Regions from separate parts of the Mus musculus genome. Here region 1 is linked to region 2. Evidence: chromatin loops called from intact Hi-C (ENCODE). Cell type or tissue: left cerebral cortex. All regions are shown on one strand.

The links. Hi-C counts contacts between places; a loop is a spot of excess contacts. Peaks named below come from ENCODE experiments on the same cell type or tissue, not always from the same donor. Only the 100,000 strongest peaks of a DNase experiment are listed, where the experiment ranks them.
Region 1: a loop joins it to region 2, with 4 times the contacts of the local background. A loop is called at or near these places in 4 of 42 quality-filtered maps.

Annotation. Positions count from the first base shown.
Region 1 is chr3:105,664,138-105,672,137 of GRCm38, reverse strand. It overlaps Kcnd3 (potassium voltage-gated channel, Shal-related family, member 3), which reads right to left. Exons shown (of 8, transcript NM_019931.2): 4 at 7,015-7,116; 5 at 6,592-6,681; 6 at 5,120-5,176; 7 at 3,811-4,058; 8 at 1-3,130. The coding sequence ends at 2,929. Among named protein-coding and RNA genes, the nearest start is that of Ddx20, 19 kb to the left of the region's middle. In left cerebral cortex, CTCF peaks have their summits at 3,712 and 4,825; DNase peaks (open chromatin) are centred at 1,726 and 3,807.
Region 2 is chr3:105,447,000-105,454,999 of GRCm38, reverse strand. Kcnd3 (potassium voltage-gated channel, Shal-related family, member 3) reads right to left here and starts at 3,110. Exons shown (of 8, transcript NM_019931.2): 1 at 2,283-3,110. It overlaps Kcnd3os (potassium voltage-gated channel, Shal-related family, member 3, opposite strand), which reads left to right and starts at 2,045. Exons shown (of 4, transcript NR_040759.1): 1 at 2,045-2,447; 2 at 3,330-3,485; 3 at 3,572-3,871; 4 at 6,580-6,810. In left cerebral cortex, a CTCF peak has its summit at 4,225; DNase peaks (open chromatin) are centred at 2,504, 3,160, 3,775, 4,093 and 5 more places; H3K4me3 peaks cover 3,500 bases; H3K27ac peaks cover 2,642 bases.

The DNA of each region.
Region 1 (8,000 bases), 220 kb before region 2:
GACATTGCCTTGAGGGAGGGAGTCAAGTTCTCTGGACCTCAGATTTCCACACTTTAAAATGAATTAGACAGTCTTTAATCTTCTCTGGCATGCTCAATATATTTTCCAAGTTATTTCTACTTATTACTTGAGTGTAGTCTTAGTCTTTTTGTCCTTTTGATACCTTCTCCCCCAGTGCTAAGTAAGGTTGAAAAGAGTGGTGGAGTGGAGAATTTACTGATACCCTAGCATGGTTTGAATACCACGAGTCATTGCACCAGAGAGCTATTGGTCTTCAGAAGAATCTGATACCCTGGTTGTTCACTTAACTAGCCGATGAATCAGATTTGCTAAGGCGATCCAGCACATGTTTGCCCCTGTGCTTCCCCATCAATACCCTTGAGCAGATCTGGCTGTGGGCTGTTTTCTTGGGTTGGTATCTTTGAGCACAGGTGAGTTGGGTTCCTTATCTCTTCCTCAGACTCAAATGGGGGAATGAAAATGCAGACAGTCTAATGATTATTTTTAGGAACTGGCATGATGTGGACTTTGGAAATGAAACAGAAACAGCACAAGCATTCAGTTCACTGAAGTCAATAAAAAATGGAATTTGTGGGGGAACAGTCTTTAAAATGTATTTCTTTTCATGAGAACCATACTATGCTGTGTTGGTGCACTGTCCCAAGTAACATGGAGATCCTCTGTTGAAGCAGTCATTATTCTAACTCTCTAATGACTTGTTCTGAAATAGAATGGTGGTTTGCATGAGAATGCAAGTGTTCCTTTTAAACTCTAGCTTTATTCCACTCAGTTCTTAGGTCTTATCATGCACCTAGACATTCCTTTGTTCCATAATTCATTCTTTCAAAGGGAAGACCCTTTTCTACTTCTTGGACTACCTGCTAAAATTGGGTCTAGCTTGGCTCTACTCCTTGGCCAATAAAATATATGTATAGAGTTACTAGATTGGAAGAACCACTCCATTCCTATAAGGGGAGAAATCCTGAGGCCAGATATAGGAGAAAGGGCTGTCAGGGGCCACTGAGGATGAAGACAGGGAGACAAAGATAGAAGGAAGGGCCCCTTTCTTCCACCCTTCTAGCCACTCTCTGGTTTGGTACCTCCTCAAAACATCTGGGCTCCTCTGCATACAGGGTCACTAGAGCTGGACCCCGGAAGTCCCTTCAGGTTGCTGGCTAGTTAAAACTCATCTAGATGGTAGTGGGCAGGGAGATTTTGACATGCAAATGAACAGCTTATCTGTATTTTAAATGGAGCTGTAGAATGGATACATTCCTAAGCAGCTCCTGTGTCTCAGATCCCAGGCTTCAGAGACTGCAGTAGAGTATTTGGGGTTGAGAAGGGCAGGAAAGGGCTCGTCACTAACCCTGAGGCTCACTTGCTCTGCTGTTAAGTGGTGAAAATGATTAGGAAGATTCCAGAAACACTTTTCCCAGGCCCACTACCGTGCAAACAACTTGAACCAACGTATCCACATTTTCAAGAAGTAATCTCCACTTCCTCATTTGCATGGAGGTCATCAGTGGCACCACCCATCCGCTATCTTCGGAGATGAGGGCTGAAGATGGCTCAGACCTCAAGGCATCTTTCTGACCAGACAATGATCATCTAGAGCCTCTTGCTTGCTTTCTTGTTTTGAAACATCCTTCATGAGGTACACAGGCTTAACCTTCTCAGCTTCTGTGTAGGAACTAACTGCCTTGGGCGGTAAGCCAGGGTCTCCTCCCATCCTCCTCACTTGAAGATGCTCATGGAGCATCCTGGCAGAGCTCCACACGGCCTTCCTGGTGGATCCTAAAGGAGGGCGCATAGCAAGGTGCTCCGGAGCTGTGGCAGTTTCCTGGTGCTTCTGTCTTCACCGGGGCACAGCAGAAACAACTGCTTTCTGAGGTTGCTGATTTCATTTTCAAGACCCAATGTGGTAAATGTGACCACCACCCTGACCCAAACTGCAAAGATGAGTGGTTCCAATCAAAATGGAAGCACCTCTGTTCATAATATAGACTTACCTCACCCTTTAACTCAGCCCACTTGCCTTCCTTTCTTTTCTGTATTAGCATTCACTCAGCCTGACTCCAGGCACAAGTCTGCAGTCCTTGGCAGTGACAGAGAAGGATTTACTGTCCATGATGAGACAGATGGTTGGACACAGAAAACAGCCAAGGTGAAGCAGATAGGTACAGAGACAAAGGAGACGGACCAACGGAGCAGAAGGTTTGCTGTGTGGTTGCTTGACAGTTCTGTGCAGGTCAGTTGGGCAGTGAGGGCCCGGCTAAGGGAACCACACTCATCCAGGGAATGGGGAGAGAACTCAGCAGTAACTGACTTTGAGTCTAAAAGCTTTTGCTATAAAAGAAGAAAAATAAAAACCAACCTCACAAAATGCATTGTTTTGGTTTAAAGGTGTTGGGTCCGTGGAGAAAAACATTTCACAAAAATCCATTGATGATTTTGTTTTCCACCTTTTCCCATGAATAAATATTATCCATTAAGATCCTTGAAAAAGGTGCTTAAATACACAGTGTTATATTTTCTTCCTGTTTGCATGTGATGACTCGGCCTCTGGGCAGCTCTTGGTCTTGTGTTTTCCTCACTGGGGTTTCCAGAAACAACTGTTTTTTGGTCTGAGGTATCCCCACCAGGCCCTGTCCAGGCAAGCAGCCTGCACCCCCTAATGCCAATCCCCTACCCACCCCCTCCTTTCCTCTGGCCCCAGTAAGATGCAATGTCACAGGGCTGTGTCCACACCAGCAGCAGGATCCTTGGGTACCCTTTGCTGCTTCCTTTCCCTTCCAGGCACAAGTCTCAGTGCTAGGGGTGCAACGGGGCGGCCAGAAATAGTGGGAGGGAGTGGTCCCAGTGGCCACTCACCAACATGCCAGCCCCTTTTACTCCCCACTACCCCCTCAGGCCCTCTGTCCAGTGTGTTTACAAGGCAGAGACCTTGACGACATTGCTGGTTATGGAAGGAATGTTCGTGTTGGGGCCTGGGCTGGCAGGGGGTGGCCGACTTTCTCCCTCGGGGGTCAGAGCTGGGGGGGTGGGGATGCTGATGATGGCCGTGGTAATCTGGGATGTTTTGCAGTTTGGTCTCAGTCCATCGTCTGCTTTCAAATTAAGGCTGGAGCGACTAGGATAGAAAAGAGTGAGTTGAAGATGGTTCCTGCTTGTGGGCACCCCAAATCTCCCTTGACTCCCGCCATGATTTTTGCTCTATGCTCTGTCAAGGAACTCAGTGGCCCTTGATCTCGCCCTTTAATAATCAGCTTATAATTGCCATTCTAACTGCTATTAACAATCACTAAATCATGCGGATAGTACTTATTCCCAGCCCAGTGGACTTATAACTTGTGATGTTATGACATCTGCTTTTCCTGAATTTTCTCCAACTTATTTGGAACTAATGGGGGGAATGGCTTAAATATAAACAGAGATGAGAAGGAAAAGTCAGTTTGTGATTCATAATCAGTTTGGGGTCAGCCATAGATGTCACATTGCTGAGAAAAATATTTTCTTAGGAAAATGATCATAGTCCATCTTTTCAATTTTTGAAATCTTTTTCAGTTTTTACCCCCCTACTACTTAAACCCACTTTTGACCTACACTGCTACAGTATCATCCAATAGCCATGAAGACCCTTGGATTAACTTTAATGTGTGAGAAGAAAAGTGGGGGAAGAAAGCAGAGGGGCCCCATGCAGTAGATGAGGGGAGCCACTAGGAGATCCCCGAGGTTCTAATGCTGTGATTGTTTAATTCTGGAAAAGGGATGACTCAGGCTTTGGGGGTGGCAGGAAGGGAAGCCGCCCACCTGGTGGTGAGGGAGGGCTGCTCGCTGCCCTGGATGTGGAGCGTGCTGAGCTCCTGCATGCTGCGCAGGCGGGTGGCAGGCAGGTTAGAGTTGGGCAGGTGTGTGGTCTTCTTGCTACGACGGGAGCAGCAGGTGGTGGTGAGGCCCGAGTGGCTGGACAGAGAAGGACTTCTGGTGGAGGGGTAGTTCTGCATCGAGCTCTCCATGCAGTTCTGCTCAAACATCTGCTCATCAATAAACTCATGGTTCTGGGGGAGAAAGGAGAGAAAGTGAAAAAGAAGAAAAGGGCAGGGCAGAGCCCCAGTCTCTGGCTGCCTGTCTGCCTGCTTGGGGTCTTTCATGAACGATGCCCAGATGGCTGGATTACAGAGACGTGTTTGGGAGAGGTTTCATTTTCACAGGTGTCAATGTCAAACGACTCAAACTGGCTTCCCTGGCCATTTGATTGGACAGGGGCACAGTTGTTAAACCATCATGTTTCATACACACCATATACAACTTTGAGTAGAAGGGGCTCGGAGAGACCTAGGGGCATCAGCAGATCTGGAATCAATAAGCTCTGAAGCCATTGAGTATGAGTCTTCTAGTTCATCTTTATGCATCTGATAACTCTTATCGGTGTGACATAACTTTGTAAACGTTTCAGACCATTCATAGAATTGGAGGGACAATGTTCTTGAATGCAAAGGGGTCAAATTGCTAAGGATAAGATTTCTTTTCATTTTTTTTTTCTTTTCATCTGGTTAAAGCATATGGATCTTTAACTACCTGGTGGTACAGGATTCCCTAGGTCAACTGTGAGCTTGGGAAAAGAATGTTAACTGTGCCTTGACTATAGGGCATGAGCGTGGCTTGTAGCTAAATCCAGGACAATTTGAAAATGGCCAAGGTGATTAAAACTCTGTGGCATTGGCAGTGAGGCTAAGGCTGTCAGAATGAGGAGGAAGAGAAGTATAAGAACAGAGATCAAAAAGTCCCCTGGCAGCCAGTACCAGGAGTTCCCAGGAAACATGGGAGGCAGCAGAGAGCTATGTGGCACTTGGGCATTCCAGAGGAAACGAACCTTGAAGCTGGATCCCACTGTCCCCTCAGCCCCCGGGGAAGGTCAAAGGAAAGAATGGGAAAGGAAATTGGGTAGTTTGGGTGCAAAACCACTAGGAGCCTGAGCTGGTACTGGGTGTGACAACAGAGACAGCACAAGCCCAGGAAGAATCAGTTGCACATGCAGAAAACCAGGCTAGGGGTAAGCAGAGTAGATCCACAGACTCAAGACTCAGAGAGAAGAACAATTGAATTTATAAAGTTATACCTTGATGGTGGAGGTTCGTACAGATAACAGGGGATCATCCACAAGATAGGATAACCCCTACAGGACAACATGCCAACAGAAGATAGAAACACCATTGATTGTACATTCCAGCATTCCAGTTTTGACATTCAATTTCTCAATCCCAGCATTCTACCCTCCAAGTTCAACATTCCATCCCTCCCTGTTCCCAGCATTCTGCTTCTCTTGTCCCAACATTTCACCCCTTGGTTCCAATAGGAGCCTGCTTAACCCAACCCAACATTCACTCTTTCCATATCAACACTCTTCTCTTTCTATCCCAACATTCCACCCCTGGGTCCTACATTCCTTCCCTAGAACCTGGCATTCCAATATCCCATCCCTGCAATCAATCCAGCATTCTCTCAGTCTCAGCATACCACCCCCGACCCCAGCATTCCGTCTCTGAAACCCCCAATGCCAACATTCCAGCTCTTCAAACCCCAAGGATTTCACCCATGTCCTTTTAATGTATACATTCCACCCAGCACATGCAACTTGGAATGGGCAGTGGGGTCTGGGCCTATACCATTGGCAAGCTCAGTTTCCTTGGGAGAACTTCTAGATATTCATAGATGGTTTTTGACCATAGATGCTGGAGCCTGGGTTTGCAAAGCACTTTCCCATTGGGAAGGTCTCACTGGGTTTCAACTGTCATCCATCGTATCCATTTTGAGTAAGAGGCATCTAGCATCTGGGAGGCCAGGTTATGGGCTACTATGAATTAAGAAGTTCCTTTCCAGAGTGTGCCGAGCCCTGACTCTAGACTTCAGGGAACTTCTGGCAAGGAACTGGAAAGATGCGTTCTATTCTGAGTTCTCCCACCCTACTGTTTCTAGCACCTTTTGCCAAGGGTTCAGGGTTGGCCCTACTGCCCTTCCTTTCAGGCTGTCACTAAGGCACAAGCATCATTCCCATTCCAGCTGTGGCACCCTAAGCCATGATCCGCTTTAGCAATTGGCCTTTCACGATCCAAACTCCCTACAAACTGCAAAGTTAGTAAGTGGGGTGGAGACTGATAAGTTTTTGGCTAAAGAATATATATGCTGCCCCCTTCATTAATGTAGGCACAAAAGGATTGCATCAACCCAGCAACAGGGGTGGGGCAAAAATCTACCCTTTGTACATTCAGCTTGAGTCTTTTAGGGTGATGTCCATCAGAACTAAGAAATAAAAACCAAAAACTCTTAGTCTTCAGTAACCAAGACACCTGCTGGTGTTACAGGGGAAGGGGAAGGCCATGGGAGTGGCTTCTTCTCTAGAGCCGTAGGACACAGTTGATCTGTCACTCTGGTGACCTTGCCCCACCCTTAGGGTCTTCATCCTAGGGGCAGAGAGACTATGGTTTTGGATTGGAAGGGGACAGATGAACTCTCTCGCCTAGGGATGATAACGTGTGTACAGCCTTGGGAGGTCAGGGATGAGGCAGGAGGGGGCAGTAGGCTGGAACTCACAGTGGTCTTTTCTAAGCAGTGTAGCAGGTGGTGGTGCTGGCTCTCGATGAGTGAGGTGGTCTTGCCCATCTGCTCCTCTTCTGGGGTGCCCTAGGGAGAAAAAAAGAACCATGGATAAAGCTGATGTCTTCGCCTCTTCCAGCCTCTCCTTTTCATCATAGAGGGATAGAAGAGCATGGGAAAAAAAAATCTTGATACGCCATATTGGTGCTTATCACCATGAAACACACTGGCCTTGGGGTGGGGATCCTTGTCAACAGTGGGCTTACGGGCAGCATTGATATTTTATGTTGGTGGGAAGATTTGGAAACAGGTTTCTGTTAGAGTCTAAATTGAAGCTTTCTGGGGAGTGCTGGTTCGTGTGGATGAGAAAACAAACCTATTTCTATTTTATCTCCTCTGCCAGGTCTTCTGGGCACTTACCGTCAGCTCCAGGGCCTCATTGAGGAGCCCATTGCGCTTGCTGTGCAGGTAGGCATTGGAGCTTCCCGTTTTGGCCACCCGGATCCTGGCAAGGCGGGCCTTCTGTGGTTGGTAGACAATAAGAGAGACAATAAGATACAAGAAGAGCAAGCCTGGCAGAGCCTGTGACAACAGCTGCCACTGAGTTCCTCCAGCATTGTCTGATAAGGGAAAATGAGCTCCCGTGTCCTAGCCTTATGCATCTCTTTATAGAGACGCTAGACTGGATCTAAGACCTATGTACCCACCTTTGCAATTTAGCCATGGTCAGGACTCTAGGAATCTTCACAAACATTCAGCCTGGGTAGAGTCTTGGTGGAAGGAATACCATGGTTTCAAGTTCTCTATCCTGAAGCGTTCATGACCGTTTCCACTCAGTATTTCACAATGGCTTATGCCATTCAATTATCTCCTATCCCTAATGAGACTGTAGGGTCCCTAGAGGACAGTGTGTGCTAACTTGTCCTGATTCTCTCCTGGATTCCAGTGTGGTTGGTTCCCCACATGCTGTACGTTCCCAAATAATAGTTAATTATGAAAAAAAAAGTGAAGAGAGCAACGGTACCAGTGACAGCTCTTAACTGAGGTGTGTTTCCTCATAGCGCACCACTAAGGCAGCATACCTGCTTGTCTCGCTACTGTTTCTCTCCTGTTTGCCTTCTTTGTTACCAGGGGGCTCTCGCTCTTTTTAAAGTTAAGAAATGTATTTATAGGTGCATGATTGACTTTGGAAGTTATTAGTAGATACATTAATGGATGTGTCAATATACATATATGTTGGGCACAAGTGGGAAGGATGTACTACACATAGAGGTGGCCTGATGTGTATGTCCAGAAAGGAACACATTCCAGTATATCTCTTTGGGTTTATCTCCCACAACTGAAACCTTCCCTGGGAAAGCCCTCAGCAGACAACCAACCCCCTTTGGCTTAAAGTACATAGCTTG
Region 2 (8,000 bases):
AGCTCCAACTCTGAGTCAACTCTTCTAAGGCCATGAGCAATTCACAAACTGCTTTCTGATGGGTAATTGAAAGCTCAGAGCGAGGCAACGTTAATCCTCTCCCTATCTATCCTAAAGTCTCTTGTCCCAAGGGCAAACTTTTACCCTGTACAATAATCCAGGGCAGTCTTTTTTCAAGAAGGCCCATGCAAGTACCAGATCATCTCCGGAGATTCAGAACCTATCGTTCAGGTTTAGAGTGCCAAGAAAATAGCAATTACCCCTTTACTGCTTTCTGTGCACATGTGCATATGTGCATACATGGACATACATGTACACACCTCGGTTTGGAAGAGGACTATCGTCTATCAGACAACAACCTCAAGTCCATACCAGCCACGCCCACCCAACAACCCTGCAGGGATGACCTGGCTTAAACAGGACTTTTACAGGTTCCTGCTGCAACACTCACCCCTAACAGCACCAGTGCCTCTCAGAGCTGGCCTGGGTATGAACCCTGCAACAGGCGCTATAGTGCGGCCCCATTTCCAGCCAATGGCACCGCATACGCCTCCCATACCACGGCTTTACTAGGACATGGGTGCTTTACAAATGAAAACTCTGAAGCTATTTTTGTTTGTGGCAAAAGAGTTTGACAGTAGGAAAGATTTGGCTGTGGGGTGAGGTAGGGATGCAGGAGGGAGAGAGATTAAAACCAGGTAAATGCAGAAATGACAAACATGAAAAAATCCTGAAAAAGAAAAAGAGAACACTTTCTCCTGCTGTAAAAAGTCAGCTGCCTGCTAAGCAACGTCTATTTTAGAAGCAGAGGGTCAAAAAAAAAAAAAAAAAAAAAGGCAGACCTCCTGTCCTGGGGGGTTGACACTTCCATTTCACCTGAACAGACACAAAGCAGAAAAACAAACAAAAAAAAAAAAGTCACATCACCAAGATCTGCCCTTCAATGACCTCGGAGGAGAGTCCTCAGAAATCAGAGCTGGTCTGGGGAACTGTTTCACGCCCCCAGGGAGTCTGTCCCGTGTCTGCGGGATTTTGTTGGGTATGAAATGAGCATGGGGGCCATGCTGGAGATCCCGTGGGGCACAGGCCTGGGACCTGCAGATCCTCTTCTTTACAGTGCCTCTCCTAGCTCCTAGGATGGCCAGTGCAGTTTCCCCAAACTCTTTCTCCAGCCTCCTCAACGGCAAAAGGAAGCCGCTGTTAATCGTTCTTCCTCTGGAGGTCCCTTGTGTACTTACGTCTTATAGCATTCAAGACGCAACATGGAAAAAAAATAAACACATCAGCTCCTTTCAGTGGGCCGGTATGTGTCCACATGGGGAAATGTACACACGCTTTGCATTGAATGAATGCCCAGAATCCCCCTTCCCCCCGCTTTCCGAGATTAAACCTTCAGGTTCCCTGGAAGTAACAGTAAATAAGGCATCGATTCAAGCATCACCTACATTCATGCATGACCACCCTGTAAAACCTGATTACTGATTGCATTGTGCCGCCTATCACCCCGTGAAAGTTCAGAGGCTCCGTCAAATACACGGAGACTTTCTTTGCCTTGATTTCAGGTCTGGAACCTCTCAGCCTGTTGCTGACTTATCAAGGCTGCCCGGGATAAAAGGAGAACAACGTGGGCTGAATTAAATGCCAGCACTAAGAAAGCACAGGAATCTAGTTGATTTCCAGGTAACTTCTCTGCCCATCCCTAGTGTAAACACTCTGTTAAAACAAATTTGAACCCCCTTCCCTATGGTCTCTCGGGACACTTATGGGACCTTTCCCGGGAAAGAAAAGATGTGCCAGGCAGGACGAGCTGGACCAGCCTCATCCTCTAACAGGCAAACACAGGCTCGCCTGGCTGGAGAACTTTGCAAAGCGCCCCAAACGGCTCCCAGCTTCCACTCTCAGCCATTTCTCTTCTCAGCTCACAAAGAGCGGGGACGGAGCAAACCGTCGCCACCTGCAGCCAGGTCCCGGGGCGCTGCTCCTGGCGCCCGGCGAGGGAAGGCAGGCCAATGGCAAGAGGGCAGAGGTTCACACCCCCACCCCCAAACCTCTCGGCGCCCCAGTGCCCGGAGGTGGCTCTGCAGCCCAGGGAACCGACGCCCCCAGGCCGGCTGCTTGCTCCCCCACGGCCCGGCCCCACCCCCAATCCTTCCGGCGCCCCAGCGCCCACCCACCCGGGCGCGGGAGTGGGAGGGTGCCGCGTGGGCAGCGGGAGCAACAGGCGTGGGAGCAGCGCTCCTCGCACTTGCTGTCTCTGGGAGGCTCGGTCGTTTCCCTCTTACCTTCGCCGAAGCCAGCCCCAGGCCCCGCGCCCCGCGCGCGCGAGGAAGCTGAGGCCAGGGGCCGCCGAGGCGCAGAGCGCCCAGCAGCGCGGGGAAGCGCCCAGCAGCCGCCGCTCGGGCGGCTCCTCCTCGCCGGCGAAGTCTCGCTCGTCCCTCCTTCACTCGGTCGGTTCGTGCGTCGGTCCGTCCGTGGGGCCGTTCCTCCCCCGCTGCCGCCGCCGCCGCCGCCGCCACCGCCACCGCCGCTCCAGCCCGGGCTTGGCAGCGTGTCCCCTCCCCGCCTAGCCGCTCCGCTCTCGGGCTCGTGAGCTCCGGTTCGCTCGTTCCCTGCCCCCGCCGCCGCTGATGCCGGGCAGAGCGGAGCCGGGCCGGCCACGGGCTGCCTCTCCCGAGGAGGCGGTGGGGGCGCGGCGCGGGCGGGGCGGAGAGGAGAGTCCGGGGGAGGCGGCGAGGCTGCGCCCTCCGCTCCCCACCGATCCCCACGGGCCGAGCGGCCCCAGGCCGGGCCCGAGAGAGCAGAGCGGCCAGGCTGCGGAGGGAGCGAGGAGGAGGACCCGGGAGCCTAGCCGCCGGAGGGTGCCCAGGGCGAGGGCGTGCGAGGGGGAGTGACTCTGCGCGAGGGTGTGTGTGTGTGTGTGTGTGTGTGTGTGTGTGTGTGTAGGGCGCGCGCGTGAGTGGGGGGGCTGCAGCGGGGGGGGGGAGGCGGGGAGACTAGGCAGAGCCTGGTGCGTCTCCCCAGGAGAGTGGAGGAATCCTAGGGTGTGCCTGGAGGTGGTAGTGGAGTGTGCGGACGCGAGTGTGAGCGCGTGTGCCGGCGAGGGTGGGCATGGGGCGAGCGTGGCAAGGTGAGCTTGGCTTGGGGGTGGGGGAGGAGCCGGGCGTGCGGCGTGATCGTGAGTTCGGGGGCGTGTGTGGCTGGGGACTTAGGAAGAGGTGGTAGGGAGCGCTGGCGTGTATGCGCGTGGGGTGTGTACACTTAACTGGCTGTCTGTTTCCCATTCACTGTCCACGCGGTAGAGCAACTAACTCCTCTCCTTGGTCACCTAGTGAGGTGCAGCTGGTCGCCGCGCAAGCTTACAGGCTGACCCTGAACAGTCAGGTGTGTTTGCCAAAGCTGGGAAGATCCCACGGAAGACAAACTGCCTTTATCTCCGCGTAAGAGCCACTGTCGTTCAGGAGTGACCTCTGACACATGGCCAGAAGGTCAGGATTCGCTCCAATACCCCACCACGAATACCCAGAATTAAGACTGGGGATTTAGGAACTCTCATTTCTCTATCTTTCCAAAGCGGGCCCAGGCCCTGGATCCTTTCCAGAGCCCAGAGTTATCTATTGCTTAGTACTCGGACCCAGCGTGAGGAGTGGGACAACCACGGGAGCATAGGATCCAGCTGAGAGTCCCAGGACCATCGCGGCAGCAGAGTAGAGCCCAGTCCTGGCTGCTAAGCCAAACCGTGGCCGGCTTTCCCTGTGTCTCCGGCCTGGGTGCTGGGACTCCCGAGCCTGGAGATCGCGAAGCAAGCAGCTTCGTGCCTCTGCCCGGACCGGAACGCCTTGGCTTGAGAGATGGCAGCTCTGAGTATGGAAAGGTGTGTGCTGAAACACAAAAGCAGAGGAAAGAGAAATGTGCGGAGAGGGTGAAGGCGTGAGTCAAGAATAGGGTTTCTGGTTTGTGGCAAACCGATCCTGTTCCAGAAGTGCAAGTCGAGGAGTAGTTATTGAGGTCTCAGCTACTCTGGGCCTCCAGTACTTCTGAGCTTCTTTTTCATAGGCTCACTTACCCTAACCAAAGCTCCTTTAAGTTTGTCAGTATGAAAGGTGTACAATTGGCCCTTCAAGAGGTGGGTGTGGACCCCATTAACATTTGCCCAGAGTCCAAGAACCCCGTGAGATTTGCATACTCATTTGCATACAGTACTAATGATTAACAACACTGCCACTCCCTGGCCAACCCTGGAAGAATTCAGGGAAGGCCCTGGCGAGGATTCTCCCTCCCTCCTCTATTTGGGAGAGGTTTTTGTTGTTGTTGCTACTGCTAGTGGTGGTGGGGTTTTGTTTTGTTTTTTTGTTTTTTAAATCTCAGTTGAATTGACTCCTGAGAGAAGGTTCTCTGTCTCTGAGAAGCCTGGTCCCAGTAGTGACATTTTCCTTTGATCTAACACCTTCTGTCCAGTTTTGGAGCAGTGAAAATATAATATCTTATTTCTGTCGAAGTTTGAATTTCCTGTACGGCATTGCCATTGTTCAGCAACATAAAGGTACTTCCAGGATCGAGCCCCCCAAACTGTCAGGGAGGGAACACCACTAGACTCTTGGAGTGGTCTACTAATGTGACAGCTTGTGGTCTCTGGGACTTTGTAAGCCATTTGTGGAGACAGGACACTCACACCCTGCCCCACATCCTCCAATCCCGATCCTCAGATGCTCATACTTGGCAATCTAAGTGCAGTGCCTGTGAACTGCTCTCTCTCTCTCTTTCTCTCTCTCTCTCTCTCTCTCTCTCTCTTTTTTTTTTTTTTTTTGTCTCCAGTATCTCAAGAAAAGTAAGGGAGACTTGGATTTCTAGTTCAGGCCACTGTGGGTTTTGTTTACAGTTCTCCTTGAGGCTGGATGGTGAGGAGAAAGAAGGTACCTGGCTTAGGTTCAAGCCACTGGAGGAGACACTGTCCAGGAGATGCTGGGTACCCTCCATTTCCTCCTAGAATCTCCCTAGCCATGCCTGTTGACTCCTTCCCCCCTCTGCCTCTGGACCAGCCTGGCCGGGATTTTTCACTTGCTTTTCCCCCATGACGCGGCCGCTTTTCCTTTAACTCTCAGCTTCTATTTAAAAAGCTAATTTGGGAGCCTGTCGATGCTCCCAATTCAGACATTTTAAATAGGAACTGAAAGTCAGGAACTGCCAGGGCAGTAGGTTTCCTCCTCTTACCACTGACAGGGCTCAAGTGTTGGTTCAGTCACTCCAGCCCCAGTGTGTATGTGTGTTCTGCAAGCTCAGAGTGTATTTCAGGTTATCTTTTCCATTTAAAGACAATGCTCCTATGGGAGATTGCATGTGTGTGTCTGTGTCCTTTCCAAGCTGTGCACACGTAAGGATTCTTCCTTGGTCCCGAGGCTCTGGTGGTGTCTGTCGCCATGTGGACTGTGAGAGAAAAGAGCAGCATAGCTTATAGTCTGCTCCCTCTTGGCTGTTGTTGCCTGCGCTGTTCTTTCTAGCGCTGTTGAACTCAGGCTTGCTCTTTGAAGCTTGCCTAGGTATCCTAAAGGCTCGCTCTAGCCCTCACTTCTTGTGGCTGTCCTACTTCGATTGTTTGTCCCCGTGCTGGGCAACTATTTTGAAGTTGGGACTTTTCTGAGGGTTGCAAGCTTTCTACATTGAGAATCTCATGTACCTTGAAGGGGTAAAACATACTTTGAGGTCAGAGTGATTCAATCTGTCTCTGGCTGTTACTAGGTTTGAGCCTGTCTCTGGCTGTTACCTGGCTGTGGGACCATAGGGAACTTACTTAACCTCTCTGTGCCTCCCCCACCCCACCATCTCTAAAATGTTCAATGATAAAAATTACAGCTCTTCAGTGACTGTCATAGATAACATGCCTGGAATTTGGGTAGTTGTTTGTTGTTTAAGATAGGAGGTATGGAGAACTTTGTCTAGGAAAAAAAGTTAGAACTGTCAGATTGTGTGGGGGTGCACGGGCACACACATTAAACCACTATGCACATGACAATACAAATGCCAGGCTGGAGCCTGTCAGGTCACATTGAATCATGGGGCTGAGTCCCTAAGCTCCAGAAGAGCATAAGGGGACAGAGCCAGAGCCATAGGGACAGCAATAAGGAAGGGGACAGAGACAGAGTCAGAGACAGTGATGAGGAAGGGGACAGAGAGAGATTCAGGGACAGCGATGAGAAAGGGGACAGAGACATAGTCAGAGACAGCGATGAGCAATCCACATGCCCAGAGGTAAGTTTTACACAGAAGGAATAAGTGCTGAGACCTGTCTGTCCACAGGCTCCAACCTCCTGCTTTATCCAAGCATTTACCCAAACACACACAGGCAGGTTCCAGAAAATGAAGCCATGGGGAGTGTTCAGCAAGAGTAGCCTCCAGTTCTTCATGCCACTTTTCTTTTTCTCCTCTTCCTTCTCTTCCTCTTCCCCCTCTCCCTCCTTCTCTTCTTTCTCTTCATCCTCTTCCTCTTTTTCCCCATCACCTCCTCTCCCTCCTCCTCCTCTTCTTTTTTTTTTTTTTTTTTTTCTGGTTCAGTCCCTGCTTCTCACTCCCTTGTCTCACCATCAGGCAGAGGAGCTGATGAATTTGCTACCAGAGTCCATTTCTTTCAGTTCAAAAGAACATGAGCATATGAGGAGGGACATGGGAGACCAGAAGCCAGAAGAGGAGCTACGAGCATAATGACATGGGCCCTCTGGGGGGTCTGGGGGGACCCATTGTGCCTTGCAAATCCTGAGGCATATTCAGGGTCTTATACTTTTTTATTGCTGTAATAAAACATCATAATCAAGGAAATTTATAAAAGAAAGTGTTTAATTTGGAGCTCTTGGTTTCAGATGGTTAGAGTCCATGTCCACCATGGTAGGGAGCATGGCATCAGACAGGCGGGCATGCTGCTAGAGCAGGAGATGAGAGGACCCATAAGCACAAGGCAAAGAGAGAAGAGAGAGGAGAAAAGAAGGGGTGGGGGAGGGGAAAGAGGGAGAGAGAGCTCTAGCTAGCTAACTGGGAATGAAGTGGGCTTTGGAAAACTCAAAGCCCACCTCATAGTGACACACCTCCTCTAACAAGGCCATACTTCCTAATCCTTCCAAACAGTTTCACCAACTGGGGACCAAGTATTCAAACACATGTGCCTATGTGGGGGTTGGGGTAGGGAGTATTTTCATTCGAACCACCGCATCTAGCTATGCATGTCAATTCCGAGCTGGAACATCCCTAAGTTGGCTGCTGGCTGTGTATTCTGTGCCTTTATGGTAGACATCAATACTCAGAGATACACAAAGGAAGGGAGTTGGTAGAGGGGGACCTCTGCAGTGTTCCCCTTGTCTTTTGAGACAGGACTCCTCATTAGGAACTGCAGCTCAGCCTCTTAGGCTAGGGTCTGGACAGCAAGCCCCAGGGACCCTCCTATCCCTGCCTCCCCAGAGATGGGGTCATACAGGTACTGTTGCACCTGGCCTTTTTTGTGGGCATTAGAAACTAACCCGAGGTCCTCACACTTGTGTGGCAAGCACTCTACTAGCCAGCTTTCCTCAGCTCCAGTGCCTCCTCCTGCATGTGCACTGTTTCCAGAACCATTTCTTGCTCTTCTTTGCTTCTCTGTCTGTTGTTTTCCAGGAAAAGTTTATACAGACATGTGGTGTTAACTTTACTCTGGCTTCTTGGTTTCTCTGTTCTTGACCACCCCCCCCCCACCTCTTTGTTACATCTCACTACCCTCTCCTACTGGATTATCCCCGTGCTGTCATCTGTCTCACTTCTGGACCTACTTGACCTACTTACACTCTCCTCCCAGAGCACAGGCTCTGTCCCTTTCTGATGGCTTCTTGCCCCATCAAGTCTTCAAACCTCTGCACATGCTGTCTCCCGTCCTCCAGAAATGCCCACCACTACTTTCTCATTGTTTCCACATTGTTGGGTTATGTGAACAAACATGTATTCACCCCGCCTAGGGGACTGATGTCAGGTCAAGGATTCCACTCAAA